Linked DNA regions of Mus musculus: regions 2, 3 and 4 are each linked to region 1. Evidence: chromatin loops called from intact Hi-C (ENCODE). Cell type or tissue: left cerebral cortex. All regions are shown on one strand. Region 1 has its middle 17 kb from the start of Gm40255. Region 2 has its middle 89 kb from the start of Gm40255. Region 3 overlaps LOC115486416 (a long non-coding RNA gene). Region 4 has its middle 70 kb from the start of Gm40255.

Region 1 (8,000 bases):
GTATTCTTTTTTAAAAAAAAGCTCGTATTATAAAGAAAGAGAAAACTCTTAAATCAACAATCTAAATTTCTATTTTAAAGGAGTAGAAAAAAGAAAAAAATAAAATAAAATGCCAAACCAAATTAACTAGAAACCAGGGAAAAAGAAGAGAAAAAATCAATGGAACTTACATCTTTCTCTTTGAAAAAAAGAATCAGTACAGTTGACAAATTCTGTTAAAAATGAGAGAGGAGAGGGGGTGAGAGCCTGTGTGGCAGGTGCCAGAGCGGATGTGGGTATTCCAATGGGTTCTGGGGACATCAGAAGCTACAGTTAAGACTATTGTGACTGCCAGAGTGCCAGTAGGTCAACAACCCAGATGTAATGAGCAAGACCCTGGAGAGACACAAACTTCTAAGCAGAAAATGAGCCTTAAAACAGCCCTGTGTCTATTGAGGGATCTGAATTTGTAGTTAAAATCCAGAATGCAAAGAGAGTTCTAAGCCCAGACGGCCTCATGGGTAAGTTTTCCTGAGCATCTAGTGAAGGAACAATAAATAACAGTCCTGCACCAAGACACTCAGCAAACAGACGACAGAACAGTGCTCCCTCATTTATTCGATGTGGGCGGCATCACCCTAACACCACGATCTGACAAAGAGGGCTTCAGGAAACTTCAGGATATCTTTCACAGTTAATAAATGTGAAAGGCCTTAATAGCGTACTAGTAAATCTAATAAGTGATATATAAAAGGATAATGTACCATGATCTGGTTGGCTTGACTCCAAATCGGCTTAGTGGTCAGTCAGTGCAATCTACTCTGTCAACAAGAATTCAGCAGAAAGACTTCCGGGTCATGGAATCAGTGCAAAAAAAAAAAGCGTGACAAAAGTTGATCTCCATTCCTGACTGAAAGACATCAGCTGATGAAGAATCAAAAAGAACTTAAGGCCGAGAAAATGTCTCAGCTCACTAGCCACACAAGCATGAGGAGCGGAGTCTGAACACCTAACTTCCAGGTAAAAGCCAGGCATGGCGGCGTGCGTCTGTAATCCAGCACTGGGGGAGGTCGAGAAAGGTGGATTCCTGGAACTCATTAGCCTGACAACCCAGTTGACTAGGTAACATTCAGGTTCAACAAGAGGCTCTGCTCAAATACTGAAGTGGGGTGCAACCAAGGAAAGATGCCCAGCATCAACCTCTGACCTCCACATGCGTGTGCATACATGTACACACCTTGATACACATGCACACAACCATGCAAACACATACACAGAGAGAGAGAGACAGAGACAGAGACAGAGACAGAGACAGAGACAGAGACAGAGACAGAGACAGAGTTGGGGGAGAGAGAGAGAGAATTTCTATAGCCAGGCAGGTGGGGAAAGAATATACTTGTAATCTCAGCACTCCAGAGTCAGAAGCAGGCTGATCATGAGTTCAAAGCCAGCCTGTCCTACATAGCAAGACCCTGTCTCAAAACACCATGGGATGGAGGATACAGCTAAGTGTTACAGTCCTAGGCTCCATCCCCAGCACTGTAAGAGATTTTTCCTGCTAAGAAATGTATATCTTTATATAAAATTATAGATCTTTTATATATTAACATTACACTTAATATCGAAACATCAAACACTTTGCCTCTTAGGGCAGAGACAAGGCCAGGAGAGCCCTGCTCATGATTTCCAGGGAGCCTTACTCTGGAGACTGTAGCAGGGTGAATAAGGCCAAAGAAATGGTGCAGGAGAGCACGGCTGAGCTGCAGGGACATTATGCTAAGTCAGAGAAACCTGGCAGGGAGAGTACACATCATAAGATGTCTGTATGAATGCTAAATACAAAACTCCAGGGGGAGAACGCAGGCCGGTGTCCTGTGGTAGGAACGGGAAACACTGAAATGTTCTCTGTCTTGGTGACAGAGATGGTTCTGTGACAGCACACATTTGTCAACGATCCCGCGACATCTGGAATGAGTTATATTTTATCGCTTGTAAATCATATCTCAATAAAGCTGATTAGCAGTTTGGGGAACACGTCCTCCCCGTATCGTATTTCCTGATAGGGAGTAGACAGATCTGACTCACTCTTGCACCAGGGAGAGGCTCTGAGACTTGAGGGTGACGAAGCCATCCAAGTATCCCCGGGCTGCTACCACTGCACACACCAGGTTCTTCATTGCATCCGGAGGTCTGCACACTAGCCCACTTGTTCACTCCAGGCATACCCAGGTTAGAATGTCACCCATTCTCCAGTGCAAGTCACCCTGTGGAGGCTGGCTGCTCGGCCTCTAGCATCTCACAGCTGTGTCCAGACATTTTCTTAAAGACACCTGAGCCTGTCCCTGACTACCTGAGCCTGTCCCTGACCCTTCCTGAACCACACCCTCACTCCCAAGCCAGTCATGGAGGCCAGGGGCACACAGTGTCATCATTGGTAGGCAGACTGAAGACAGAGCACCAACAGTTACCAATGGGGAAGCAAGGAATGGGTCCCCGGGGAAGAGCCATGATGAGGTGGGGGAGAGATGGAGAGGGTGGCTCTGGGAAGCAGGTGTAACAGATGCTCCCATCAGGGTGAGGGTGATGGGTGGACGTCTGCCCTGCTGGCACTGAGTGGGTGACAGGTGTTGACGGCTAGCCTCTGCACAGATCCTAAGTGATGGCCACAGTGTACCCTCCTCTTCCACCAGCACAGAAGAGACCCTCTACTGCAATTCCACCCTAAACTCCCAGCACGATGTTTTTGTCTCCGTGTGTTTATCTTCAAATGGAGTCAAAACTACCATAGCTAAAGAGAGGTTATCAATGGAAAAAATGTATCAGTGACCTCCAGGCTTTGAGGCTTGGTTGTGTCTAAGGAGAACAGGAGAAAGTGTGATGGTGTGGTATGTCCTAAACTGTGATCCTTACTCCTAGATCACATTTGATGCCATCTTAGTCGTGCATCCACATTCTGATCCTGCTCTTAGTGCAGCTGTGTGATCTTGGGAAGTTGTTTAACCTCTCTGAGGCTCAAATTTATCACCTATAAGATGCCAACCATACTACTTCCCAGGGTCATAAGGACAAATTGTGTACGTGAAAGGATGACCAGCTGTGCTCAAGGGCATCACTGTCCTTTCCCCTTCCATCTGACTGGACACTTTTGACCCCATCCTAGCCTCAATTTCAGTTTCCAACACTGCATTAGATGTAGGGAAAGAAGAAAGCCCTCACTTAGGAAGTACGGGACTGTGTGAAGCCTGCTTATGACATTCTATAAGGGTTTATCACAGAACAAAGTTATGTGGATCTAAACAGAGGTGTTGGGGTGAGGGGCGGGACCACACCTCGACCACTGATGGCCAAGTCTCAGGGAACTGAAATCCCCATGTTGTCTTGTTTTCTGAGAGGCACCAGCTGCGATGGAATGGCCTTTGTGGAGCCTGTGTGCGTAGAGGCAATCCAAGTCACAAGGCCCCCAGGGAGCCCTGCCAGCCTCACTCTGGCTCGGCAGAGGGTCTAAATCAGCTGTGCTGCCACAGGCCTGGGAGCTAAGGAGCTTGTGGTCCATCTGTCTGGATCTTTTGCTGAATGGCCTGGTTGTCTGGGCATCATCTGAATCGTACCTGGGAGGTTCAGTCATAAAACACCAACAGGCTCTGCAGTCAGGAGCTGGAGATGTGACCAGAAACCTGCTTGACTGGTGTGTGGAGCACAATGTAGCAGCGGGTGCAGCATCAAACTCTCCATCCCATCATTTGCTCCCTCAAGGAGATCCAGCAGAGACACTCACGGCCACACAAACTCTCTCATTTTCAAACTGGTGAGCTCGTGCCCTAGTGGCACACATTGCCACCTGCATCCCCCAAAACATGGCCCCCACACATCCCCGAAGGCATCACGTTCACAGGCTCATGGTCACCCACAGACCCTGGCACACACATGCGTGACCACATGTCCAGACACATTGCTTCAAACAGAGACAAGCTCCCAGATCACACACACACACACCCCTCACATGCATGACTGCACACAGCGGAAACGCGGCACTCAGAGGCTGAGGGCTCTTCTGTACCTACCCCAGCTTTCCTATCTTTGCTGGCTTGTTTTCGCTAGGAATCTCGCTTCAAATGGGTCCCCACTGAGCATGTTATCTGAGGGTTCCCAGCCATATGCTTGCTACAAAAATTCTGCCTATGTGTCAGAATCTGGCAGGAATGAAACCCAGCCTACACATGTGTATACATCGCAGACACCAGCCAGAATTGAGTTCTCTCGGCAGGAGCGATAGGAGCCTTAGAGAGAGCTCTGGAGACTGGCCAGCAAGGACATCTGTCTGGGCATGGCTTCCAGACAGCTCTCCTTAGTGTTCCCTCTAGGGTCCAACCTGCCTCAAGGACCAGCACCTTAACAGAATTGGGCATCCTTTTATATCATGCAAGACGCGCTCAATGGGGACTTTGAGGACCCATGCTTAGCCTCTTAGGCACCGGAGCTGAGGATCCTCCAGGTCCCAGTCACAGAGGTGAAAATTACAAATGAACACAGTAAGTTCTGGCCATGCAAGACTGGGGGCCTGGGCTTGATCCTCAGAACCCACTGCATACAAAACCAAACAAAATAGGGACTAGGTATAGTAGCTACACTTATGATCCCAGTGCTGGAGAGGCGGAGACAAGGAGAGCCAGGGTTTGCTGGCTGGCCAGCTTAGCCCAACTGGGGAGCTCCAGGCCAAGGGAAGGCCATCTCAAAAGAGGTAGATGGTGTTCCTTGAAGATGATACCCAAGGTCACCTGACTTCCACACATATGCATATACACACATAGCAGAGAGACAGAGACAGAGACACACAAAGAGAAAGAGTGAGAGGGAAGGAGGGTGTAGAGAGAGATCCTGGGTGCTAGAGTCTGTGCATCTGGGTTCCAGGCCTCTTCTCCCCTACTCACAGTGGACCTGGGACAATCACTCAACTCTGAGTTTTCTCCACCCTAAGATGGGAGGGCTCAACACCTACCTGCAAGGTGGTTTATGGATTAGAGAGAAATATATTGTCCTTGATATTCCACCACATGATTCAAAGAGTATCTGGCTCATAGCAAGAACTTCTCCCCTGAAGGGAAGAACTGGTGGCTATCTTAGCAGCTCTCACACCCTCAGGAGCAAGGCAGCCTTCCCAACTTCCTTTTTCTGTGCCAGCCTCTCTTCTGGATGTATGTGTGCATGTTTGTGTGCATGTGTGAGCATGTGCATTGTGTAACCATGCATGTATGGGTATGCGTGTGTGTACATGTGTGTACCTGTGTGTATGGGGGGTGGGGAGTGCGTGTGCATGAATTTGTGTATGCCTGTGTATAGGTTGTGCAAGTGTGTGTGTGTGTGTGTGTGTGTGTGTGTGTGTGTGTGTGTTTGTGTGTGCAGTCGTAGTAGTGCAGTAGGGATTGTAATGGAGTCTACTGGCCACATGTCAGCCACCTTCTAAGCACTATCTTCCCTCTTGCTGCTGCTGCTGATTATGATGGTCTTCTGGGCTGTATCGCCTAAGATGGTTATTGCCTTTAACTCCACAGAGCCACATCAGCTGCCACAGACTTTTATTCCTGCAAATAAAACTGTGCGCTCCAACCCAAGGAAACTGCTGGCTAAAGAGGCAGAACTTATAAACAGGCATTTTAAATGTGGGGGGTCGGTGTCAACACTCCTCGGGGTACTGCTTCCCACATCCTCTCTGCACTTGGCCACACTATATACAACACTCCCCCAACATGCCACCTCCCAAGCTCAGAAGGGTCCAGGTAGGAGGGTGGGAAGGGTGACATTAGAAATGTGTCATTGAAGTAATTTGTCATGCCTAACTCCCCAGGACACACAGACTTAGGTTAACTTCCTCTGGAACCACAAAACTATAAAAATAAGCCAAAGCCCCCGTGTGCTCTGTGGCTATTGTGATTTTGAGTGTTTTCTGGGCATATAGACATTTTCAACTAATTTCCTATGTATTGGCGTCAGTGGGGAGCCTGGACCCTTCAGAAAGCAGGCTGGCTGCTCTGGCAGCCAGAGGCAGAAGGAACAGCTGTCGATGAGCAGCAGAGAGACTTCTTACAGGCAGGGACATAGATCCACCACCACAGAAGGGCTTGTCTTCAACCCTCATGTGGGACCCTCCTCCTCCCGCCTTGAGGTGATGGGGACAGGAGAGGGCACTATCCAGACACTGACCCACCGCAGGCTGTGCCTGGACCCTAGAGCTGTTGAGAGGGGTTAAACAAGGGCCCTGCCCCAGAGGAGTGGGTGACAGCAGGAGAGACATGGAGAGGAAGATAAAGTCTGGAACAGAAATGGGAGGCTCAAGCTTGGGAAGACCCAACAGAGCAGGGAGGGAGAGAAGAGGGAGGGGAGGAAGAGGGACGGAGAGAGGAGGGATGCAAGGAGGAGGGAAGAAGGGAGGGAAGAAAGCAGGAAGGGAGGGCAGGAGGGAGGAAGGGAGAGTTAAGTCAGCTAGAGATCTTGGCACAGCTCCCAGAAGAGGAAATGGTCACCGCACCACCACTCCTGACCCGGATACACAGCTCTTCTTTCCCATCCACCTACAGGCTGGATGTGTCTGCCTGGGCTCTTTTCTTCTTGTCTTTTAATTACTGTGTTGTCCCCAGACAACTATTCTTTTATTTATTTATTTATTTATTTATTTATTTATTTATTTATTTATACACTCAAGCTCTAATGTGCCACATACTGACCTTGAACCTATCATGTAGCCAAAGGCAGCCTTGAACCTCTGATCCTCCCTGCCTCCAGTGTGCTAATTTCCACAAGCAAAACTAGGACCTTGTATGTGCATGTGTACATGCACGTGTCGATGTCAAAGGACAATTTGGAGACACCAGTTCTCTCCTTCTAGTATGTGGGGTAACATCTGAGTCACCAAGCCATCTCACTGACCCCCAATAAGCTCTCTACACCAAGAACAATTTTATTATTTTCTGTGTATTTTCTCTGTCCAACACACTGTCTGGTACACAGCAGGTAATCGAACAGAGCATAGCATTCGGGAGGGGTGCTTATGTCTGCGTCTTTGCTGAGTGCACGGAGAGGTTGATGGGAGACTGTGTAGGGAGGAGAGCAGAGACTGACAAAGACTGTGGTGATGACGAAAGGGTGTTGGGCTCCATCCCACAACCGTGTGCCAGAGCCTCCGACAGCTTTAGAATGATCTCCATGAGACATGAAACCAAGCTCTAGATTCCTTCATTTCGTTAGATTGATTTATTTGTTTTCTGTGTGGGAGTGTTTCGCCTGCACACATATATCTGCACCATATGGTTCCTAATATCCAAGGAAGTCAGAAATGAGCATCAGATCCCCCCGGAACTGGAATTATAGAGAGTTGTGAGCCGCCACGTGGGTGCTGGGAATCAAGCCTGGGTTTTCTGCAAAGGCAATGTGTGTTCATAATCCCTGAGCTATCTCTCCAGCTCCCATAACCTAGGTTCATAAATCCAAAGAGCCAGTGTTTGTGCAATGGTGCAGCGAGCCAAGATCTGCCCCCTGTTCTCCACTCACGTCAATACATCACTCTCCTCTATCTCAGGATCCTTTACTTTTGTAATGAACCACCTTGTTGATTGGCCCCAAATGTCACTTTTTATTTCTCTCCTGTCTCTGCGCCCTACCCCCTACCCCAACTTCCCTCATCTAGTCTGTGAAGAGATCTCTGGCTTATGACATGTCCATACAAGCACTTCCTCCATCTCTGCCAGTCTCCCAAGTCCATGCTGCCTTCTCCCCTCCTGGTCTTACAGCTGTGGCTTTACCACATCTGTGTCTCACTGTCTAACTCTCATCAAGGCCAGCATGGTCTCATTAAAAGTTACCCTGAGGATCTCACCTCCTCACTCAGATCCCCTTCCAGCATCTCTGACGTGGCCTGAAGCCATCACTAACCTACTCACTAACCACTGCTCCATTCTGCTCTCTAGCTGCCCTCCCCCCAGGGCCTTTGCACCAACAGTTTCCCTACCTAGAATGTTTCTCTTCCTTTC
Region 2 (8,000 bases), 110 kb before region 1:
GGGGACATTTTAATTACTGAGTGGAGACTGCATTTGTGGTTTAAAGTGACCAGAACTCCTTTTTTATTACCTAAAAGCCAGGAGAAAATTATGGGACCTGCCCAAGACAGAGATTTCATCCCCAGGCAAGGGAAAATGCTCTGCACTGTATAAATTTTAAAGGGAGAAAGAGAGGCAAATGAAATCTGTGCTTCGGGTGATAGTCACTCAAGAGGCAGTTTTGTGTCCTTTAATGAAGCTCACAGAAGGGGGTCCAACCAGGCTCACGTGAGGGGTCTTAGAGGAACTTCCTCCCACATGGGGAGTCTGAGTTGCAGCAGAGTCTGTGGAGCTCCTCACATCACAATAGACATTTAAGAAGGAACAGGTTCAGGGGGCAACCTCCAGGGTCAACCCCAAGATCAGGAAAGAGTGTGTATGTGGGGGGTGGGTAAGGACACAGCAGGCAGCAGCAATCCTAGACAAATGTCATGCAGCTGAGCAGGGTGCACTAGCAGAAGCAATTTAAAGGCCACTCTGAACCTGCCTAGGAAGCCATAATTTCCCGTCTCCCCCGAGGGCCTCATCTCTATACCAGGTTAATGCAGTTATTATTTACCATCTGCCCTGATTTTCTTGCCTTCTGCCCTGTAGCACTTGTGACCCAGGAAACAAGGTTACAAAACTGCTTCTGTAGCCAGGAGCTGGAGAACACTGGACCAGGACCCTCATTGCATCTTGTTCTAAGTAAAACGGTCACCAACAGGCACTCAACCCCCTTCTCTCCTCCATGAGGACCCTCAAGGTCCTGCTATGATGCTCCCACACAGATCTTCCTCTTCATCTTTTAACCTTGGCCAGTAACAGGGCAGAAAGCCCACTAAACAAGGGGGATGAGCCCGCTCACAGATGAAGCAATGCAGGGGCCTCTGGAGCCTGCCCCTTCTGGCAAGCGTATGCTAATTGCATTCTGGCTTCTTGCAAATTACAGCTATTCCTTAGGTTTTAAAAAAAAATGACATTTCATGTTGATTGCTGGGCTTATTTTTCTCCCACATTGGGAAAAAGGCGGGGCTGGTGATGCTGCAGTTTGGCACTGACATCATAGGGGGAGTGAGGTACTGCTGCCAGGGTTCGAGGACTTTGGAGACTATTGTGTTTTTTGGTTTTTGGGTTTTTTTGTTTGTTTGTTTGTTTTTTTAATTTCATCTCAAACAATTAGATGAATCTAATTTCCCAATTCACACAGAACCTCCTTGTGGTTTTGAAAAATTTCTAACCGTTATAACTTCCTAGGTTCCTCTGGCTAGACGAACTACCCTGGGGAGTTTGTTCAGCTGCCAATTCGTGCAGCTCAAGACGGCCAGTTGTAGTTGTGATTGTGTGGGGCCCTCATCTCATCTGAGGTCCTGAGGCCTTAAAGCAGAAGTCCCATCATATATACTACACTGCCTTCAGGTCCCATGCGCTCAAGTTATGGCCCAGGGAGCATGTCAGTATGTGAGAGATCTAGCCTTAAACTCTTCCAGTGCTGTCCTTAGCTGTGTTTTGCTTTCTCTGCTCCTCTCCCATGACGTCACTTCTTCGGGGCTCATGCACTATGTTCTTGTGTCTTATAAAGCTCTCTGTTTGATTTTCAAGTCTGATCAATAGCGGTAGATTTTTTTTTTTTTGATGTAAACAAAAGTCCTTGGGGGTCCTCAGGAATTTCAAGACACCCAGGCATTTGCTTGCAGCCCTTTAAACCAGGCTTTCTTTCAAAGTCCTGCCCTCTGTTGTGACATGCACCATCTCACTCAGTCCCTGAGAATAAGCCCTCCTCCAGTTAGGCCTGAGCTGCACACTGTGTGCAGCCAGCCACCCTGCCTTCCATCGCCTCCTGTGAACCACTCTTTTCCTGGCTCAGTCTGAAGCGCTCTTAAATTTGGCAAAACAGCTGGATGGGATTACGTCATTCAGGGGCAAGGAGTCATCACCTTAAGATCACCCCTAAGTCCTGCTGGCACCCAGTTTAGAGAAGTGGGTGTGTTTGTTCTGGCCCATGTTACAGGAGTCAAAGGAGAGAGTCTGGAGTTAGACGACAAGGCAACTCCAATCCAGCGGCCTGTACTCTTTGGTTAGAGCATCCTGGCCGTGGAGCTTCTAGATAGTTCTTTTTAAAATGTGACCCCTCCCTCTCTCCATGCCTTTGTCCCCCATCTCATCTAGTTTCATCCCATCCCCCCTCTTCTTTTCTTTCTTCTCTCTCTCTCCTCTGCTGTCTTTGTCCTTCCTTCCTTTTCTCCCTCCAAGCTTTAAAGATGCTCCTAGATGGATCTCTGTCATTATTCCCCTGGAAAGAGCGGTGGGTGGATTTCAATAAATGTAAATAATAATTTAAAAAACTGGACCTGTGACCCTTGGCCAGAAACAAGTGGTGGCCCTGTCAGTACTGCTGCAGTCCCTGGGACTCTGGGAGGACTGTGACACTGACATGGCTTTCTGTCTCTAACTCTCAAGGAAAACAAAATGCTCTCCAGTCTTCTCTGTCCCCATAACTTTCCCAACTGGTCCAATATTGCCTGTCCCTCAGAAGGGCTTTCCCACAATGCTGTAGGCCTTTTCACACTTCAATCCATCCCTTTAAATTAGGATCTGAGGCAAAGAGAGCAAGTGCCATTCAGGTGACTTTCCAGCCACTGTGAAGGCAGAGGCACAACACAAGCTAAAGCCAGAAGAGGAAACGTCAGACTGCACCAGAAGCCACAGCTCACTGTGGGCTCGGTCACCACTCGTGTTCCAACCCATATCCCATGGTTCCTTTCAGGGCTGAGGACTGGCAGTGGCTGATACAGGAGAGCAGGGGTAAGGGACTAGTCAGGCTGCTAACTGGGGTGCTGATCTGCAGCTCAGATCACAAGTCACACACATCTGAACAACAGCGACCCCTCTTACAGGTGTTGAGTGTATGGCGACAGATGTGGGAATAAGGATGAAATAGAAGAAGAAATAGCTACACTGTTTCAGCAAACACTGAAGAGAGTTCTGTCCCGTACAGTCATGGTTAAGGACTTCAGCTGTGGAGTTAGATGGACCCAGGTTTCCAAACTAGCCCAGGTATTTACCAACACATCAGACTCAGCTTTAAGATATGCACATCACAAAGGATAACAGTGTCTACGTGGAGAGTTTATAAGGCTTGTGTAAGTTAATAAATTCCAAGTCCCTAGAAGAGTGATTGTAATATAGAGGGCAGCAGACAAGGCAGTTGCTGTCAGTAGTGGATCAGAGAGGAACTGAAGCAACCCAGGCATGGTGACTGAAGTAGGGTAGGAAGGAGGGAATTGTACTTCTGTGCTCCTCTGAGCCCCCAGGGGCTCATTCCTCAGATGCAACAGACCGCAGGTCCCCCTCATCCCACTCACCCAAGAGGATGTGGCTCCAAATACACTTCTCAGGCAGAAATGCAGATGCCTGGTGAGTATTTGGGGATAGTGGTTGGAGGTGAGAGGTGGGTGGTAGGTAGCTGAGCCAGGCAGCAAGTGGCTGAGTCTGTGTTTGGGCATCTGTCATCACTGGTCATCTTAGGATGGAAGCACACACCAGGCCCAGGGACTCAAGGGCAGCCTTCGCCAAACAGAGAACATTCCAGTTAGATGTGAGAAGATAAGTGGGCGTTTTGTGAGATTCTGTAGGGAACCAGTCACATAAATGTCATTTCTACCACACTGCTTGAAATAGCTCACATAACTTTCTAGAACACTGCTTCATGCATTTAAAAGTTGAGTTTCATTATTGTGTTGCTAGAATCTAGCCTGCTAAGAAAACCACAGACGAGTGAACAGTGAGATGTGCTGGACACAGTCCCATTGGTGAGGATACCTGGAGGCTGGCTCTATAAACTTCCCCCCAGACTCTATCAAAAATGAACCCCCAGACACCCATCTGGTTACAGTTGACACATAACTGCTAGCTCATTTAACCCTCAAAAACACCCTCTGAAGTGTGTATAAGTATCCCCATGTTACACACAAGGCAATGATGGTCTTCAATGTATCTGCCTAAAGAATATAAAAACCCTGCTCCGGGCCTCTGGATAGAGTTGTAAAGAATGAGACACACCTCTTCAGCCAGGCTACTCTCAACCTTCAAGGCTGAGATGCAGCAAGTGAAGTTTAGTGCTACCGTGGACATATACAAAGGGATGCAAAAGGCTCTACTTGGGGGTGGGGGGCATCTTAAGATCTCAGAATTTCTTCTACCTGGAAGACAGACCAAGATCCCTAAAGATGGTCATGTGTTGCTTAACCAGGTTGCCACCTGATTGCTTAGTCAAGCCACGGTCCGTGGCTGTTCGGGTACTCAATTGGTGTGATTTAAGTTTAGGATCAGTTGACTGATAAGAAGCAAATTACCCAAGAATCCGGCTATGCCATGGCGCTGTGACTGGTTGAAAGGCCTTAGGGACAGAGCTGAGACTTCTCTGAGAAGAGCAAGAGCCCATTTATGAGCAATAGCTTCACAGAGCTGAGAGCTCTGGCCTAGCCTTCCCGACTGTTCAGGCTGAGGGCTTTGGTCATGCCTTGCCAACCACACCATTATGTCAGCCAGTCCCTGCCAGGAAATCTACTCCTGTTTCTGCTTTCCCTGGCAAATGCTGATGGGTGCACCCTTGTTCCTGGCATCAACTCTGACTTGAAACCTTTTAATATTCCCACTGGGCCCTTGTTCTGAGCCCTCTCCCTTTCATCTTGCTAGAGGGTCTGATGTTGGTCATTCTCAGTCCCAGACTTCCTGGCCATGATTATGGGTAAAAGTCTAGGGGCCATTAGAGAAAACAGAAACCCTGCAGTTTGCTGGAACTCAAGAATCATGTCTTATGCTGGTGATTACAGGGCTGGCTGTTTCCCCTTCCTCCCTGCCTGGATTCTAGAAAAGAGACATGCCTTGCCTTATGGTGAACCAAAATCAGCTTTAATGGGGCTTTCTAGTTATGTCAACGGCACAGAAAATGCTACCATTTGGATAGAAAATGTCCTCTATGGGCTCTTGCGTTTGAACACGTGTGTTCTCTGGCTGTTGGCACTATTTTGGGAGATTGTAGAATCTTTGAAACCAAAAGCATGACTTGTGGAGGGGAGTCAAGGTCCAGGCATTGGGTTGTAAACTAGCCCTGCTTCCAATCCATCCTCTGCTTCCTGATCCATAGGCACAGTGTGAACAAGCCTCCACCCCAAGCTCGGTCAAAAGCCAGCAGCATGCCTTCCCCACTATGGTGGACTGAAATTTCTGAGACTATGAGCCAAAATAAATCCCACCTTAAGCTGCTTTCTTTTTTTCAGTTTTAGTCCCCCCTTAGCAACAGCAATGACAATAAAACTAATATAATACAAGTGGCTTGGACCTGAGGTCAAAGTGAAATGTCTGACTCAGAGTCCTGTGAATTGAAGGCAAACAGGCTCATAATAGCAACACATAGCGTTCAGTTTCCGGCTCCACTTTGTCCTAGAATGGCGAGTAGATTTTCTTAAGGAAAAGTACTACAGTGGTGACATAATGGCCAGGACAAAGAAGAGAAGAGCCTGGGTCTCTGAGGCAGGCGGTATCCACGTGATAGATTCTAGAGTGAGAGAGAGGCTGGCACAGGTGTGCATCCCTGCTCCACTAGAATGTGCCCAGTGCATGTCAAGGTCATGGATAAGATGGTGCAGTCCCCAAAGGCAGCACGCACAGGGCTTGTACGGAAGATGGAAGCTAAGCATGTTTATTCTGATGCTTATCCACCAGGAGTAGAGCAGAGGTCCACTCTTATCTGTGCAAACAGGAGAGATGTGGATTGAGGCTGTCCCTAGACCTGGACACTGTGTGACAACACCTCTGCTGCTGCTCATTACTCCAACATGGTGCCTGCCTTAGGGTTTCTGTTGCTGGGATGAAACCCCATGACCAAAAGAAACATAGAGAGGAGGAAAGGGTTGTTTCACTCCCATATCCCAGGTCACAGTCCACTGATGGAGGCAAAGGCAGGAATTCAAGGCAAGAACCTGGAGGCAGGAACTGAGGAGGCAGAGGCCATGGAGGAGTGCTGCTTACTGGCTTACTCAGTCTGCTGTCTGTTACACCCAAGGAGCACCTGCCCAAGGGTGGCACTGCCCATACCAATGGCCTGGGCCCTCTTACATCAATCATTAATCAAGAAGATGCCCTATAGACTTGCACTACAGACAAATGAAAGCATTTTCTCAACTACAGTTCCTTCTTCTCAGATAGCTCTTGTTGTGTCAAGGTCACAGAAAAACAAACAAATAAACAAACAAACAAACCACACTAAGATGGCGTCCATGACTTAACTTGACAATGGCATTTGGGGCTGTTCCCTTCCCTACTCAGCTTCTTCCTTTTATGTTGATTAGGGAATTATCTAGAGATCTGCCTGTGAGAAGTCAGGCACACAACTCTTCAGAGACTTGTGCCCTCAGAAACCAGTCTTGTCTTGGTCTCTCTCGGTTCTACAGGGACCTGTGGAGTACAGTTGTAATAGGGGCCCTGGAAAAGACCTGACATACTCAGGAGCTCCCGAGCTCTAGGCTTCTGTGACACTGTTCATCTATGTCATCTTCAAAGCCCAGTAGAAAACAAGATTTTACTCACCCTAGGAGTTCCAAACCACACCCCAATTTCAACAGCAGGTCTTTAAAATCTTTCAAATAAAAGCGAGCAGCGGGTATCTTGGAGTTATAAAAAAAAGCATCATCAGGGGAAATGAAGACAATGGAGTCTGAGGCCAGCTGACTGAAGGCCTCTGCTTAGGAAGCTGAGTGAGTGCCCAATATAGCTCTCCCCGAACCCTCCTGGGTATTTCCCTTTTAAGCCTGCCTAGCACTGTGGTGCTCAAAGCTGCCTATTGCTTTGCACATTGCTGGAAGACAGTCTCCAAGTTGCCAAGCAAGGCTCGAGAGAAGAGACCACCCCAGCCTCTCTACCACCCAGCACCCTGGGCTCCAACTCTGCCGATGTCCCCAGGGTTTCCATGTAGCCTCAGCGTCTGGAAGATCTTTTTCCTTCTCTGTCTCATTGCCCACATCTTCTGCAAATGGCACCCCAAGTTTCTCCTTCTTGGGAACATTCTTTGTCACTCCTAAGTGTGTTCTCCAGATTTTCTGTTTTCTCCACGGGTCGGGGGCACAGTGGGATTGGTTTCCAGGGTTGTTGACTTAGAGACCATGCAATTAGTTCTGATGTATGACTTGTGAGTCATGTGTAGCAGTCCTGGGCCAGGTCGTCTGCCAGCTCCTGTGAGGCCCTCTAGAATCATCTTTCCCTCTGGCATGGAAACCAGCAATAGTCCAGATGGCAGCTGCTCTTTTACCTGATCCCAGTGTAATTTGTTACCACCACAGACATCCCTAGTCCATACTGCTTGGTATGGACTTTCTGACCAAAATGGCTGTGCTTGCCTTCTCTGGACTCATGTCACTCTTGGCTTTTGTCCCATCGTGCATGGAGTATGTGTATGTCTATCTGTACGTCCAAACTTCAGCCTGATCATGGAGCTTTGAATCTGAATATTCAGCTTGGGGTCAGCTTCAGTGTAGTAGCAGACATCAACACACAACCCTTGTGCTATTACCTGCCGGGGTTTTCTCCTCCTCCCTGCTGCGAGGTGTGGAAATGACCTAGACAGCTTCCCGTTCCTCTGGCCTGCTTTCCCTTGCTGCTCAGGTTCCCAGAATTGATCTCACTTCTCCCGTTTTCAGTTCAATGAGGGGGTCAAGGAGTCAAACTTGTTCTGGTTCATATCTTCTCATTACCTCTAAAAATCCCAAGAGTCTGACTCCTGCCTGGACAGTCATTTTAGGTGAGAGGCAGAACTACTTGGACCACCAGGAACCGTACATCAGGATTAGTAGGCACCGGAGGCTCCTGGAGTAGCACAGACTTCCTACGCATCCTTTCAGAAAGGGATGGAGGAATAGGAGTTCTGGAGCCCTGTTCCTCTAACACTTAATGTCCTAGCCTCATGAAGTATACACACACACACA
Region 3 (8,000 bases), 82 kb after region 1:
TAAGCCAAGTAAACTTGACCCAAAACAAGCACCACACGTTCTCTCTCACGTACGGAATCTCAAAGAGGGGAGATGGGAAAACAGGGGGAGACATTGTCAGGGAAGATCGTGGGGGTCGGAGGGAGGAGGGTGAGACAATAAAGGGGTACAGTTGGGGATATGGTCAAGGTATGTTGCATGAACATATGAAAATATCACAATGAAATATACTGTTTTGTACAGCTAATACACTTGGATACAAAGGTGGGGAGATTCAAAACAAAGCAAGCATCTTATTGTTCTAATTACTTGTGCAGTGGTGTGGAAATGGCCCACTGACTGCTATTCATGCCCACCTCCGTCTACGGGACGTTTCTGCACTGCAGAAGCCAAGGAGAAAGTCTTTTACCTCTGCATTCCCCACTCGCTCTTGAAGACAGAGTGCTTCAATCCTAGGAAAGAAACGGGGTTCTCCAATCGATCAATCTAGACCTTGCAGGTGAGAGCACAGCTGAACCTGTCCCTGTGCTGAGCAGCAGAGGAAAGAGACAGCAACAGGCTCTGCTCTGGATTTCAGTGTCTGGGAGCATGGCTAGAGGGTGTGCATGATTGACCTCAAGTAACCTTAGAGTCAACTGCTCAAATTGTGTCAAAGGTTGTGTCTCTCCTGATAGGGCATACTCACTGTGCCAAAGGTTGTGTTTCTCCTGGTAGGGCATACCCACTGATACTTCTATCAGACCAGCAGGATGTCCCTGCCCCAACCCTTCCAACAACTTTGCAAACATCTACTTCCTTGTAATAAATAAATCTCTTTCTTTTAAAAAAAAAAAAAACAAAAAAACTATCCAGGGTCTCTGTTGCTAGGATGGAACTCTGGCTGGTACATGAAAGTCCCTTCTAATCATAATTTAACTCACTTGGCATGGCCACAAAGAGCCGGTGCTCTGGTCAAAGGACATGAGTGGCCATTCACCTCTCCATGAAGTCCACCATTGTTCATTGGACCCTTAGGAAGTTTGCTGGTCCTCACTCATTGGCCTTTGCTTCTGAATCTCAGTGATGCCTAGGCACCTCCCAAAGCTAGACCAGAGCCTGGGTGTGAATGACATCCTCAGGAGACTGCCACCTTACAAAACCTTGAATGAAAAAGGTCACCTGACCTCCTGTGCTGTCACCTCAACTTCACCCACACTTTTATGCCCTCCAATAACCAACCATGCTCCTGTGAGACCAGCTTCCTCAGGCTCCAGTGCTCTCCAGGTAGAGCTGGAGAGCCTCATCATATTCACCATCCAGTCCTCCTCCGCTGCACCCCGCCAGATCCCCTCCTGGGTGGGACAGCACAGAACGGTGATGATCCAGTATGTTCTCACTGGGGAACCTGTCATTATGGGCACAGGGGAAAAATTCCTGAACAGAACAGCAATGGCTTGTGCTGTAAGATCGAGAATCGACAAATGGGACCTAATGAAACTCCAAAGTTTCTGCAAGGCAAAAGACACCGTCAATAAGACAAAAAGACCACCAACAGATTGGGAAAGGATCTTTACCTATCCTAAATCAGATAGGGGACTAATATCCAACATATATAAAGAACTCAAGAAGGTGGACTTCAGAAAATCAAATAACCCCATTAAAAAATGGGGCTCAGAACTGAACAAAGAATTCTCACCTGAGGAATACCGAATGGCAGAGAAGCACTTGAAAAAATGTTCAACATCCTTAATCATCAGGGAAATGCAAATCAAAACAACCCTGAGATTCCACCTCACACCAGTCAGAATGGCTAAGATCAAAAATTCAGGTGACAGCAGATGCTGGCGAGGATGTGGAGAAAGAGGAACACTCCTCCATTGTTGGTGGGAGTGCAGGCTTGTACAACCACTCTGGAAATCAGTCTGGCGGTTCCTCAGAAAACTGGACATAGTACTACCGGAGGATCCAGCAATACCTCTCCTGGGCATATATCCAGAAGATGCCCCAACAGGTAAGAAGGACACATGCTCCACTATGTTCATAGCAGCCTTATTTATAATAGCCAGAAGCTGGAAAGAACCTAGATGCCCCTCAACAGAGGAATGGATACAGAAAATGTGGTACATCTACACAATGGAGTACTACTCAGCTATTAAAAAGAATGAATTTATGAAATTCCTAGCCAAATGGATGGACCTGGAGGGCATCATCCTGAGTGAGGTAACACATTCACAAAGAAACTCACACAATATGTATTCACTGATAAGTGGATATTAGCCCCAAACCTAGGATACCCAAGATATAAGATATAATTTGCTAAACACATGAAACTCAAGGAGAATGAAGACTGAAGTGTGGACACTATGCCCCTCCTTAGATTTGGGAACAAAACACCCATGGAAGGAGTTACAGAGACGGAGTTTGGAGCTGAGATGAAAGGATGGACCATGTAGAGACTGCCATAGCCAGGGATCCACCCCATACTCAGCATCCAAACGCTGACACCATTGCATACACTAGCAAGATTTTATTGAAAGGACGCAGATGTAGCTGTCTCTTGTGAGACTATGCCGGGGCCCAGCAAACACAGAAGTGGATGCTCACAGTCAGCTAATGGATGGATCATAGGGCTCCCAATGGAGGAGCTAGAGAAAGTAGCCAAGGAGCTAAAGGGATCTGCAACCCTATAGGTGGAACAACATTATGAGCTAACCAGTACCCCGGAGCTCTTGACTCTAGCTGCATATATATCAAAAGATGGCCTAGTCGGCCATCACTGGAAAGAGAGGCCCATTGGACAGGCAAACTTTATATGCCCCAGTACAGGGGAATACCAGGGCCAAAAAGGGGGAGTGGGTGGGCAGGGGAGTGGGGGTGGGTGGATATGGGGGACTTTTGGTATAGCATTGGAAATGTAAATGAGTTAAATACCTAATAAAAAATGGAAAAAAAAAAAAAAAAAGAAAGGCTGTTCTGAAGCAAGGCATGTGGAAAATGCATGCCTGTAATCTCAGCACTTGGGAGGATGGTACAGGATCATAGTAAGTTCGTTCCAGGTTAGCCAGAGCTAAGCTGCAAAGCTAAACCCTATGTCCAAAAGAAAAAGGGAAGCAAACAAAATACAAACAAACAAAACCCCCAACACAAGCTGTGCCTTTCCACCGCAGCGGGAAGCACGCATCAAAGCCTTGTGCCCCATGACTTTCTCTCAGCCGTTCCTTTGCAGTCTGATCTACTGAGGCTCTTATGCTTTCTTTTATGTATGCAGTGTAGGAATAGAAGTGGATGTGGGGTGTGTAGATGTCAGGGCATGAGGGTGCTCACTTGACTCTACACAGGTGCTGGGGATCGAACCCGGATCCCCAGGCTTGTGTAGCGAACAGTTTGCCTTCTCCCCGTTCCTCCCTTTCCTCTGTACTAGGCGCTTTAGTTTACTCTGCCAGCTTTGTAGAGGCTCTCAAGCATCAAGAAGGATTAGACGCTGTGGCCCATCTACCCTTTGTGTGCACTACACACACTGCAAAATCAAACACATGTGCAGACAAGATAGAAGGACCAACTGTCAACCTTACTGGTCCCAGAGCACGCTGCAGTAAAGATCTTTACCCATTTCCATTCTCCTCCCTCCCCAAACCATCACAAACAATGAGCATAGCTCATTCTGCTTGCAAAAGGCAACAAGTCACTTTGATTTTTGTTTTTTTATCTTCCGTTTTTGAGAGAGTCTCACTGGGTAACCCTGACGAGCCTGGAACCTCCCTCTGCCTCCCATGTGCTGGAGGTAAAGGCACGACTTGTCACTACGAAGTGTAATGAATGGATATCTGCCAAGTGTGTTTATTACCACTTTAACTTTTAACATACTCTCTGTACTTCCAAACCTCTTGAAAGACTAGATGCATGAAACGAAGACCTCAGCTCACCTACCATACACACAGTGGTGTTGAATAAGCCACACAGAAGCAGCAATTGTTATACCTAAAAGTATCTCCTAATGGAAGCATTGTGGTCTAGAACCCTTCATTTCTTCTAATCTATTCCTTCCTGCATTACCTGTAACAAAGGCACGCATCACTTAGACCTGATGCCGCAATTTCATTTCCACAAAGCCCAGACGATCTTTCCATGCATTTCCACGCGGCACACAAAATGTTCGTTTCCTAAGTCCACTTTGACCTACAGTAACAACCTCTCTAATACCTAAGAACTAGATAGTATAAAACAAGGGCTTGTTAATGCAGTCTGTATACAAGATACACAATACAACCCAGTTCAGTGATGTGCACTTACCTAGAAGGTAATGGATAAGCTGGCATTTCCCAGCATGAATTAACACAATACTTTCTGCAGTTTCTTCCCGGCCACCTCCCCCAGTCCACTGAACAAGCACAGGCAGTACGGTTCTCAGAGGTGCTCCAAAAATTCCTATTCCAAACACAGCATTTCCCAAGTTTTTAAAAGCTATTTAAACAAAAGTAATCTACACTTTTAAATGTACCAAGCACTCCTGACTAGCAAAAAGGACTAGACGCTTCACAAAAGGACTTGTCTGTTATGTGTACTGCATATGGAAATAAAATTGTATGTATTGTAATGGTTGCATATTTTAAATATGACCAGTTAGGTCCAAGCCATTTTTTCTTTCCTGTCTTTTAACAAATGGAGAACAGGCATATGTAAGACTTAAAAAGAATCAAATAAGAGCTGAAAAAATGGCTTAGTGGTTAAGGGCCCTCACTCTCTTGCAGAGGCCCTAGGTTTGGTTTCCAGAACCCACCTGGTAGCTCACAACCATCTGTAGCTCCCATTCTAGGGGGGAATCTAATGCCCCCTTCTGGCCTCTGCAGGAACTGCATGCACATCATGTCCACATACATGCAGGCAAAACACTCATACACATAAAATAGAAATAAGTTTTTAATAATGTTCTAAAAGGGGAGATAAATTCACATCTGAACTCACTTACAGAAGACAAGCTTCCTACACCTTCAACACCAAGTGTACTCAATGTGCTAACGTAATCAGTGCTCTGTCACGAACTGGCAACCTCTTTACCATCTACAGACTAGATGCTGCAAACCCTGGATTCTTTTTTTTTTTTTTTTTCATTTTACACAACATAAACATGGCAAAACAAAATTCACAAAATGTGCAGGAAAAAAAATGGCCCCCAAAAAGGCCCAAGAACAAACATACGAGTGAGTCACCTTTTACAACTGCTTCCTCCCACCTCCTCCAGAGCCCTGAACACGTGCAGATAGCACCATATGGCTCTCAGGGGCGGTTTCCCCATTCCATTTCCTACAGGCAGAATTGCATGTGAATTTTAGCAAAAAGGCATTTACAAAGTGATCTTTTACTGCGTCTACATTTAACATCCTCGAAGTGTGTCTTAACACCTAGACAGACTGGGGAGGCAAGTCAGGTATTCAACCTGTCGCTGTGTACACAGCAGTCTCCAATTAACTGCACACGTGTAGCCATAGCTATGACTTGCAAGTGTCTTTGAAACATACGCATCCTGGCCTCAGACCTTTCCCTTCCCCACCAACCCAGTGGGCTAGAGTGCTCAGAATTTTCAGAAGACAATACAAATGTGGGAATACTAATAGGCAAAATACAGTTAGATCTATGCATTCCCTACCTCTGCTTTGGAAACACATTGGCAATCTCTTTAGCATCTAGATCTAGAGAGACCAGCTGCTGCCCAATAGGACTCCTGTGCCCTACAGATATCCTAAGTGCACAGCAAAGGGAAGAAAAATGGAACCCTGTTTCTTCCACCTTGCTCTGGATACTGAAAACCAGCACAAGAGAAGACTTGACCCTCCCCCAACCCCAAATAACATCGCCTGTGAGCTTTACCAGAATACAATTACAAAATGTATTACAAAATGTATGTACAAAATAACCGGTGGGTTACTGATAAAATATATCAGGTGTTTTAGAATATGTAGGAAGACTGGATATGTCAACAGTAGCAAACCACACAGCATCATCAACTACCCACACAATAACTGGAACCTCTCACAAGACAGCAGGTCGACTACACTCTCCTCCCCGTAGGTCCCATCCGGCAGGAGGCCTCCATCTCTTCCTTCTCAATGCCTCTGCTTTACATCCTCTAGCCCACTGAACAAATGTGGACAAGTGCCACTCTTGGGGTGACTTCCAGAGTTCCAGAATCAATTTGAAAGTCACTTCTAGAAGGGACTTGTGTGACTCCTTTACTGTGCAGTGTAAGGTCATTTTCATGTGAGTATATAATGTGCTTTGGGCGATGTATTTCCCAACTTTTATGATTTTTTTAATAAATGGGCATCTGGAAGACCCTGGGTTCTCCTCTACTTTTTCATAGGTTAGTGCCTAAAATGTCCAGACAGAGGTTATGAGTTTGTGTTGAAAAAAAGTTTGAGGGAATGGCCGAGAAGAGCCTTTATACACAGGCTATCTACCCAGTAAGTCTTGGCATCATGGGCATTTCCAACTAACCATGTTACCATGGGTCACACTGCTTCCTTTAATCCTGGGACACAGACCCATAGCCTGATGAATGCTAATGTTCCACCCACTAATGTCCTAGACTCTGTTCATCTTTCAAAACTGGAGACCTCTGGTACTGTCTGCATAGGGTTTCATCCCAAGTCCCAGATCTATGTGACTCCCAGACCTAAAGCAGTGTGAGAGCTTCCCTGCAGATAGCTGGTTTCTTGAGGCTCTGGGGGACCCTATGAGTCTCCACAGCCCTGTCTGGAAGCCATTCTTCTCACCCTGCCCTATTCATATGTTCCCTGTGACCGGGCCCCATGAGTCCTCCACTGGCTGCACCTGTCAGGTCTTTACTGTGAGGTGAGGAAGGGTTTGTCCCGCTTTGAAACCTGTCCCCAAGATCCTCCAGCTTTTGATATTAGGCGAGGGGCTATGAAAGGCCCCAGGGAACAGGACTCTTCCTGTTCTCACCTTGTTCTAAGCAGATGTTTTGAAGGTAGAATCTGTGCTACTATTTCATTTCCCCTCTCCCTGCTCTGGACCATGCAAAGTAAATGTTTAGGGATTATTTGTTCAAAAGATGGATAGATGCATGCATGCATGGGTGAATGACAAATGCATGCATTAATGGATGGATGGATAGATGATAGATGCATGCATGGATGGATGATAGATGCATACATGGATGGGTGGATGCATGGATGGATGCATGCATGGAAGGGTAGACAGACAGGTGGATGAGTGGATGGATGGTTGGATAATAGATGTATGCATGGATGGGCGATAGATGAACAGATGGATGGATGGGCGGATGGACAGATGGACGGATGGGATGATGAATCTTCTGATTCTGGACCTTTTTTCCTAGCCATTGTCTCTTGGCATTCTTGTGGTGCCAACTATTAAGAGCTACCATCCACCTTGGCCTCTCCCATCTTGCTTTGTGTATTCTTTTGTCTCTATGTGACACATCCATCTTCAATCACCACGTATGCCTCTCCTTTCCCACAGGAGCCCCTTGCCTCCTTGCTGTTTCTCCCTGTTAGGTATCTTCACAGATCCGAGTACTTCCTCGTGTACTGAGCTTGTCACTCCTGCAGAACAATTTCTCATGCATCTTTCTTCCCCACTGTCTTGTAAGCTACTAGGAAGCAGTGGTCCACAGCTACTGTAAATATATGTTGATTGAAATGATATACTTCTTTTTAAAATTTTTTAAATATATTTCTTATATTTTTTGTTAGGTTTTCTAATACTAAGAAGTGAGCTCAGGGTTTTGTCATTCTAGGCCATTATGTTAACAAGAAAGCTAAAATCCAGCCCCCATTTGAGTGAATAGGTTCATTTCCTTATGATATACAAACTGAGTCTGGACTTTGCTCCTCAACTGGGCTGTATAGCCACAGAACACAGAAGGTAATTCCAGTCTACATGTCTGCCTCTCTGGAGATGGTACGCATTGTCTTTGACTTGCCAAGGATTTGTGGTGTTTAGCTCAGGTCTCAGAGTGTGTGTGTGTGTGTGTGTGTGTGTGTGTGTGTGTTTCTATTTGT
Region 4 (8,000 bases), 88 kb before region 1:
GCAGAGATGCTACAGCTCAGAACAGAGCTTACTACAGCTGTCCAACAGCGTGGTCCCAAGAGTGAGCTGTCATTGTCTGAAGGGTTTTTTTAAATTAAAAAACAAGAAAAGGGGATGATACAGCAGCAGCAGCAGCAGCTAGGAGCCACCAATCAGCACACTGCAGGCTGCTTGCCTTCGTGTTTTTGAGGAACCAGGATGTCTTTAGCTGTGGCTGTCAAGGGGTTCCTTAGTCCTGCATACCTGTTGCTCTCTATGTAAACCCAAATCTCAGGGGCTGGACAGATGGCTCAGCAGTTCTGAGCACACGTGTGTGTGTGTGTGTGTGTGTGTGTGTGTGTGTGTGTGTGTGTGTGTGTTGCTCTTGCAGAGGAGGACATAGTTTCTGTTCCCAGCATCCACACGGTGGTTAATGTATTGTGATTCCAGTTCTACAGGGTCTAATGCCCCCTTCTGGCCTATGTGTGGACTGCATACACATGGTGCACAGACATATGCAGACAAAATACTCACATACACACACACACACACACACACACACACACACACACACACACACAAACAAATAAAACTTTAAATCTAAACTTCATGTCAGAACCACAAAGATGGACTTAGGGATCACCAGACTTCCTTGTTCTTCTTTTCAGTGTGGCCTCATTGACTAACCCCTCTTTTCCTGATATTCACTATTGCTATGCCTGCTTAGTCAGTCGGCCTGCTGAAGAAGGGAAGGGTGGCTGAGTCTGGCTTGTTAGTGCTGGGAAGACCATGATGCTCTGACCCTAACAACTCCAGTTACAGGATTATAGCACAAACAGGAACAGTGCAGGTCACATTAGAAGATGCCTGGAACACCCAAGGGGAGCGAAGGCTTACTCTTCCTAGCTCTGTTACTCACTAGAATTTTGTAAAATACAAAATAGCAAGGCCGTCTGTCAGGCACACGGCTTATCAAGTGCCCACAAAAGGCAGCACGCGGTGTCAAGTGTCCACAGCAAATAAGCACATGTAGACCAGCCTAATCTCTTTGTGCCACAGTGGCCCAGAGAGCCATGACCAGGATGTGGATGAGGGCTACAGAAAGCACGGGGAGTCCCCTGAGCAGCTCTTTCCTCACGGTGAATGCCAGAGGAAGACAGAGGTTCCTACCTGAGCCTCCAGAGAACATCAAAACCGAGCGAGCGTTCAAAGCTGAGAACAAAGAAAGACTGGCTTCTGAAACATAAATAGGGTGTTGGAGGAGGGAGAGCCATCCCTCTCCAGGACCCAAGGCAGCTGTGAATATAGGGCCAGGCTCTAAGTGTGAGATGGAGACTAGAACCATGAGAACAAGAGTCTAACAGTCAAAGGTCCTACCTAAGCTTCCAGACCTCTTGGCGATGCCCCATGGCTGTGTTTGTGTGACTTCCTCCCAGTTCTTGTCATCTGGTGGCCACACCAGAGGGAGGTCACCTGGGACTTACTGGCGTGTGTACAAGCTAAGCACCCCACCCCAAAGATCACAACCCAATTTCAGATCAATCTCTTAGCAGATCTCCTGGGCGAGAGGGATGAAGCGCTGCCATCGAGCGAGTGGTTGTCATATTGAGTCGAGTTTGATCACACTGGTAAAGGGATTTGTATTTCAGCACCAGAAAACGGACACCTCCAGAATTAGCAAGCAAGAGGGTGACTGGAGGGAAGGCAACCAACGCAGTCTGTCGAGTTACAACCAGAAAGGAGCTGGGATGAATCCTCTCTGCCTTGAGGACACGACAGGAGGTAAACAGGGCAGACACTGGAACCACTGAGCCCAACAGAGTCCTGGAGGCTCCTTGGGGGTCACATTTGTATAGGCATGAGGAAGGGCAGACATGTGTGTCCCCTCCTGCCCACCACCTTCTTTTGAACTCAGAGGATTGACTGCCTCCTAGCCATATTCACACAGACTTGAGCCTATCCCCACTCCATCTTAGTCTAGAAGATGACCCCACAGCAGATGAATTCATGCCCTCATGACTATCTTCCCAGGGCTCTGTGTGCTTAAAGTGAAGAGCCCTGCCTCCTGCTGGAGATGTAATAATTACCCTGTGTGAAGCTTGACACAGTCATAAAGGATTCCCATCAGCCCGTGTCCCTTTCCTATATCCAAGAAAATATCTTTATCCTAGACACACTGTAGGTATGCCAAAATTACTACCAAGACCCCAAATGGAGGCTGCACACCCCAATCAGGCTCACAGTACCAGTGCCCAGGAAAGAATAACATAGGTCAGCATGTGAGCGTATATCAAGCCAGGCCTGAGAAGATGCAGCTGGTCGGACTCACCCCAGGAACTGGGTGGTCAGACTGGACATGAGTATGTTAGGTGCAGGTTCCTGGACTTCCCCTCAAAAGAAGTGTATGGAGGGGCAGGAACTGCCAAGGTGTTCTGGTCCTAGAGAGGTGACTCATAGGTGCTCAGCCAAGCTCTCATGGTTCTAGCATGTTCCATTTCCCGGGTGTTTGCTGACACAGCTGTGTCTGACATAGCGAGTCTCCATCCCTTGCGAGTGGATCAATTGATGTTTTTATCCCATAATCCTTTCATGTGCTCTTCCTATGCTGTTTGTTGTGTAGCACGAAGATGGAAATCTATTTACTAATCTGCTCAATTTTCACTCAATGCTGAAATCACCCTGGAGGAGCCAGTGTGACTGGGGATGGTGTGAGTCCCCCCGAGTTGCACGGCAAGGTCCCAACTGAGGCTGGTGTAAAGGAACTTTAGCACAATGGGCTCTGAAGTGGAGGAGGGACAATTTCTCCAAAGACGGCGTGGCTCACATTTTCCCTATCTCACTGCTTCCATTGTGGGGCTTGTGCATGAACAATGAGGGTAATTGCCCAAGTCTCCGTCTAGGTAAGGAGGGGGCATCCTGCTGGGTCCCCCTTAGGGACCAGCTTCTTATCTTGGCAGGGCCACCATCAGTAGACAATGATAAATCCATGAGCAGCTGAACTTGTCTGCACCCACTAGCTGTGTGGGTGTCAGAGCCCGTCAGAACACACTGCCTGCCACCGGTATGTGTGAGACACTGGGTTCACACATTGACAGCTGGAGACAACCCACCAGGAGGCTGCAATGGGTCTCTACTCAGGGGGTTCAGGGCCTCCATGCCAGCCTATATGGCCCCCATGCCCATTCTGACTGTGTCCAGACAGTGACTTGACATTTGCTCGTCTTATACCAGGAGCATACATGAGCTGGACCGAAAAGAATGATCCCCTTTCTTGTAGCCTCCTCCTCCTCCCTAAATTGGCTATTGACTTCTGCTCTCGACATCCACCTCCCATGTACTTGCTTCCTGCTCGTTTTGGGACACTGGCTCTCTGGCTCCACAGCTGTCCATAAGAAGCCGTCCCCATTCCAGTCTCTTGGGAAACCCAATGGCTGTGGCTGCTTTCTCTATTTCTCAGTGGAAACCAGGCAGCTTTTCTTCAAAGAAATGATGCCTGGGGTGGCTCCTGGGTGTCCCCACATAGCACCAGCTGTTCCTGGCATGAAAACAATAAAATCCACCATGTTGGATCACACTGCCATCCACACTGATATCTGGGAGTGTTTCCTGGAGGACACTCCCACCTATGCTGCTGTTTACTGGTGAAGGGTCCTGGGCTTTTGTCCACTGAGACATCAGGATGTCACTGTGTGTTAGAGTTGGCAGAGATAAGGAGGTGCCGAACTCCACCCCTCCGAGCTTTTCTTTCTCTGTGCTTCCCAGACTTCTGTTGGCCTGAGAGAATTGGGAGGAGCTGCCTGGCACCAAAGTGCCATTGCAGTTGGCGCCGAGACCCAATCCACAGGTGTGTGTGTAGAGCCATCCATATATAGCACTTTCAGCTTTCCCGTGTATAAACACCCTTGATTCCAATCGCAGATCACATCCACATGAGATAAAACGGGCTTGCTAAATTGGGTTCCCCGCACCATCCTGATGTGTGCCCTGGCATATAAAATCAATTGCTTAAAGGCAAATCAATGAGCCAAATGAAGTCTGCAGTCGAATTAGGCTCATGGCCCATACTTCTTTTTTTTTTTTTCCAGATTTCAATTCAACTAACATTTATTGAGCAACTATATAGGCCAGGCAATGAGCTCTGTGCTTTCCCTACAGGCTAGTTTGTGAACAGTCAGAAAGCTCCTTGAGGCTATTATGACCAGGGTAAAGAAGAAGAAGTAAAGGGGTGGCTTCAAGGTCACTTGGCTGTCGGCAGCAGAGCTATGGTTGGAGCAGAGACTTCCCACTGGTGTGTTAGCTCTACCAGACAAGTTTAAGAGATGAAGCCCAGGCTGCCCATCAGGGCCCGCAGCTTCTGCTGGCATAACAGCTGAAGAGTGAAAACCGAACAAAGCAAGCCAAGCTGGCAAGCCATACTCCCTAGAGAACAAAGAGGTCAAGATAGCAGAGCAGGGCACTAAAACCAAGCTCTGATTGGTAGCAACTTCCTTGGTTAAGGGTTCTCACAAGAGCATAAAGGGTCTCCCCAGAACTGCTGGGGCTGAAACTGTGAACCTCTGAGAAATCCAGGTTACTCGATAGAAGCTATATGAGAGCAGCGGATGTATCGGCATCGGCCATGACCCTGCTGCAGCTTCAGAACAGTGGGTTATACATTATAGGTGCTTAATAAACATATGTAATAAATAAGTGTATGCTCCAAGCTGCTTACCTTTCTTCTCCCTGTGGTGCACAGGTACACTCTACAGCTGTTTGAAATGTCCCCAGGGCCAGCAAGACTGGCCCAATGTTTCTCAGAATGTGTGTGTGTGTGTGTGTGTGTGTGTGTGTGTGTGTGTGTGTGCTGAGCGTGTGCACCTGTGCATGTGCGTGTGCGTGGCACAACCACTTGTGCGTATGTTCACAGGAGCTCGTGTGCATCTAGGGGTGAGAGGCCAACCTCCTAGAAGGTTCTCTCTTCAGCGCTCAAGTTTTACCAGTTCGGCTAGGCTGGCTAACCTGTGAGCCCTGAGTATCCTCCTGTCCTGGCTCGGCTGTGTTGGATTCCAAGTGCATACTGCTGTAGTTGGCTTTCTATCTATGCGGTAGGGATCTTGTGAGGACTCCCATGCTCTCCTGGCAAGCACTTTCCCTACTAAGTCATCCCCACATCCCCCTGTGGGATGTTTCCAGTGGCAGTGAGAACAGCCACTCGCCTACAGCAGCCCTGTCTTCTCCCTAGCCGCCACTCCTCATGTGCAACTGCAGAAGCCCAGAGCCCCTTTGCCTTCCCAACCAGTTCAAAAACAGGATGACTTGCAAGTTTTCTGCAAGCAAAGGCATCTCCTTAAATATTGATATCATTTCATGAAAGAAATAACATTTCAACGGCAAGAAGCGGTGGGGGGGGGGGTGCTGTCAGAAGCAAGAGCACCCTTCCCTAAGAAGAAACAGCAGAAAAAAATTAACATATTCTCAAAAAAAAGAGGCTGGGCTTTAGATTTTTTTAAATGCAGAAAAAAATTACAGTGTAGAATCTTACATGGTAATACTTTTCTTGATGCAAATGTGTCACCTTGAGGATCTGCATTAGAAGCAAGTGACAATGATAAGGCATGACTGGGGTGGGGTGACATAGCTGGGGAAAAAGCCACTCTCTATGCAAGCCTTGTGGTCTGAGGTCAGTCCCTGGAACCCATGTTGGAAAGAGAGAGTAGAATCCCAAAAGTGTAACTTGTCTTCTGACTTCTACATACATGGACCTATTTCCCTTCCCCTCCCCCTCCCCCTCTCCCTCCCCCTCCCCCCTCTCCCCACCCCCTCTCTCCCTCTCCCTCTCCCCCTCCCCCTCTCCCTCCCCCTCCCCCTCTCCCTCCCCCTCCCCCTTCCCTCCCTCTCTCCCTATTCCCCCTCTCCCCCCTCCCTCTCCCCCTTCCCCCCCTCTCTTTCTCTCTCTGGCAAAAAAGTTTATAACCAATTAAAAACATTTTATGAGCACTTTCTGATACATTCAACAATCCCCCAACATATTCTCTGATGCTCCAGCCCTGGGAGATGAAATGTAAGCCCCCAAATGCAGAAGGCTCCTGCCTTCTCCCTGATGAAGGAATATGGCCTAAGGGTTGTAGGCAGAGGCTCTTCCAGTTCACACCCCGAGTGATGCACGCTGAAGCTGGCATCATCCAGCCCATAATGGTGAGGAAGATGTCGGAGGATGCTGCCGCTGCCCAACCTAATGGGAGACCCCAGAGGTACTTGGCATCCATCCACCAGCAAATCCGCAAATGGCGCTTCTGCATTTTCCCATGAAGATTAACAGTAAAGGGGGCTGGAGAGATGGCTCAGGAGTTAAGAGTACTTGTGACTCTTGCAAAGGACCCGTGCTGGGTTCCCAGAACGTGCACAAAGGCTCACAACTGTAGTCAACTCCAGATCGAGTAGCTCTCACACCCTCTCTTTTTGGACAGACCCCTGTGGGCCCCCTGCACACACTTGATGCACACGACACTGAGGCACACATACCTACACACAAAGTAAAAATCAATAAATATTTTTAAAAGGTTGATGGAAGGGGACAACGAAGGCTGTGTGTACAGCCACCCTTCATGGTGAGTGAGCACTGACACTCAGTGAAGCTGTGCCTCAGTTCCCCTGTGTCTTGGCCACCCAGGACATTACAAAACTATACTGTGGGTTTTCCCTGCTCAAAATGGGGAAAGAATAGAAAGCAGCCAGAATCACCCCCCCCCCCCCACACACACACACACATAAATGTATTGAGTGCCTACTGTGTGCTTTAAAATCCCTATCTACCAACCAAGTAAGGAACCTGACTGTGTTTCCCCAGGTGCTTGAACAAGAAATTCATCCAAGATCCTGTCCCTCAAAACATCAAATTATCCGGACGTAGTACTCGGGGAAGTCAAAGCTGATATTTATGAACTAAAGGCTGATCTGGTCTCTAGGAAAGGTACCACAATGGGGCTATTGATCTGTTGAAAAGAGAAGTTACGTTTTAAAAAGAAAGATACCAATTTCACATGTATCCTCCAGCTAGATGCCAGGCCCTTGGGATAGCTCACAGCAATTCTAGTTGGAGAGAGAGAGGGGAGAAGAGAGAAAAATCTTGAAAAGGGGGTTTTTCATATAGATATACAAGGAAGTAAATGCAATCGATTGAAATTTCTAACAGAGAAACATTTGTTTTGTTGTGTTAAAAATGCCCTGAACTCCTTCCTTATTCCTGATTTCTAGGGCTTGGGGTGTTTTCTTTCCCATAAACTAATAGCTATAGAGAAGAAAATGAAAGTAAGGAGAAAAATAAATACCGTTGCTGATCAAAGGCTCTGAACTATGGGAGGATGGCAAAAGGGGCAGTCCCATGAGCTCTGAGGCCGGGTTCTAATCCTTACTCCATCCCAGGTGCTGGGTGCAGAGGCTGGGGTCTTCTTGGAGAGAATGTTCTGAGACAAATAGTGTCTTCACTCAAACTCAAGCCTGAGTCTCAGTAACTGAAATCCTCCATCAAACACACACCACGGCTTCATGCTTCAGACCACAGCAGAAATAGGCAGCTGGGCTGGATAGTTCAACGTCAATGTGGCACAAGCCTCTACCAGACTGGCTTGTGGGAAAAATGTGTGCTCACATTTTCTTAATTGATGATATGGGAAAGCCCAGCTCACTGAGGATATTGTGAGGATGTGATCCTGAGGTATGTTAAGAAATCAGGCTGAGCAAGCCAAGAAAAACAAGCTAGTAAATAGCATCTCCCGTGGCCTCTGATCAGCTCCTGGCTCCAGGTTCCTGCCCTTTTTAAAAGTTCCTGTGCTGACCTCCTTCAGAGATAGACTATAATGTGGAAGCATAAGAGAAACAAACCCTCTTCTCCAGGGTGTTTTACCGCAATAGTATACACCCCCAGATAGTGTCACATGAAGCAGCAGTAAGTGAGGTTAATTTATGGAACACTATTTATAAAGAATTGTGGGGTGCAGAATAAGTCAAAGGATGTGGGAAGACACTAAAGGGAGGAGGGTGAG

The links. A loop is a pair of places that touch in the nucleus more often than their neighbours do. Peaks named below come from ENCODE experiments on the same cell type or tissue, not always from the same donor. Only the 100,000 strongest peaks of a DNase experiment are listed, where the experiment ranks them.
Region 2: it touches region 1 in a loop (9-fold over the local background); 3 of 42 quality-filtered maps call a loop at or near these places.
Region 3: it touches region 1 in a loop (7-fold over the local background); 2 of 42 quality-filtered maps call a loop at or near these places.
Region 4: a loop joins it to region 1, with 2.0 times the contacts of the local background. A loop is called at or near these places in 3 of 42 quality-filtered maps.

What each region holds. Positions count from the first base shown.
Region 1 is chr4:127,597,281-127,605,280 of GRCm38, reverse strand. No RefSeq gene overlaps it. Among named protein-coding and RNA genes, the nearest start is that of Gm40255, 17 kb to the left of the region's middle. In left cerebral cortex, a CTCF peak has its summit at 3,798; DNase peaks (open chromatin) are centred at 4,183 and 5,714; H3K27ac peaks cover 1,128 bases.
Region 2 is chr4:127,703,901-127,711,900 of GRCm38, reverse strand. No RefSeq gene overlaps it. Among named protein-coding and RNA genes, the nearest start is that of Gm40255, 89 kb to the right of the region's middle. In left cerebral cortex, a CTCF peak has its summit at 930; DNase peaks (open chromatin) are centred at 941 and 3,531; H3K27ac peaks cover 2,391 bases.
Region 3 is chr4:127,514,972-127,522,971 of GRCm38, reverse strand. The region is part of intron 1 of LOC115486416 (a long non-coding RNA gene); the gene reads right to left. Among named protein-coding and RNA genes, the nearest start is that of 1700080G11Rik, 44 kb to the right of the region's middle. In left cerebral cortex, a CTCF peak has its summit at 4,803 (motif pointing left); a DNase peak (open chromatin) is centred at 5,224.
Region 4 is chr4:127,685,197-127,693,196 of GRCm38, reverse strand. No RefSeq gene overlaps it. Among named protein-coding and RNA genes, the nearest start is that of Gm40255, 70 kb to the right of the region's middle. In left cerebral cortex, no CTCF peak of the experiment used is centred here; DNase peaks (open chromatin) are centred at 3,018, 3,853, 5,146, 7,991 and 1 more place; H3K27ac peaks cover 957 bases.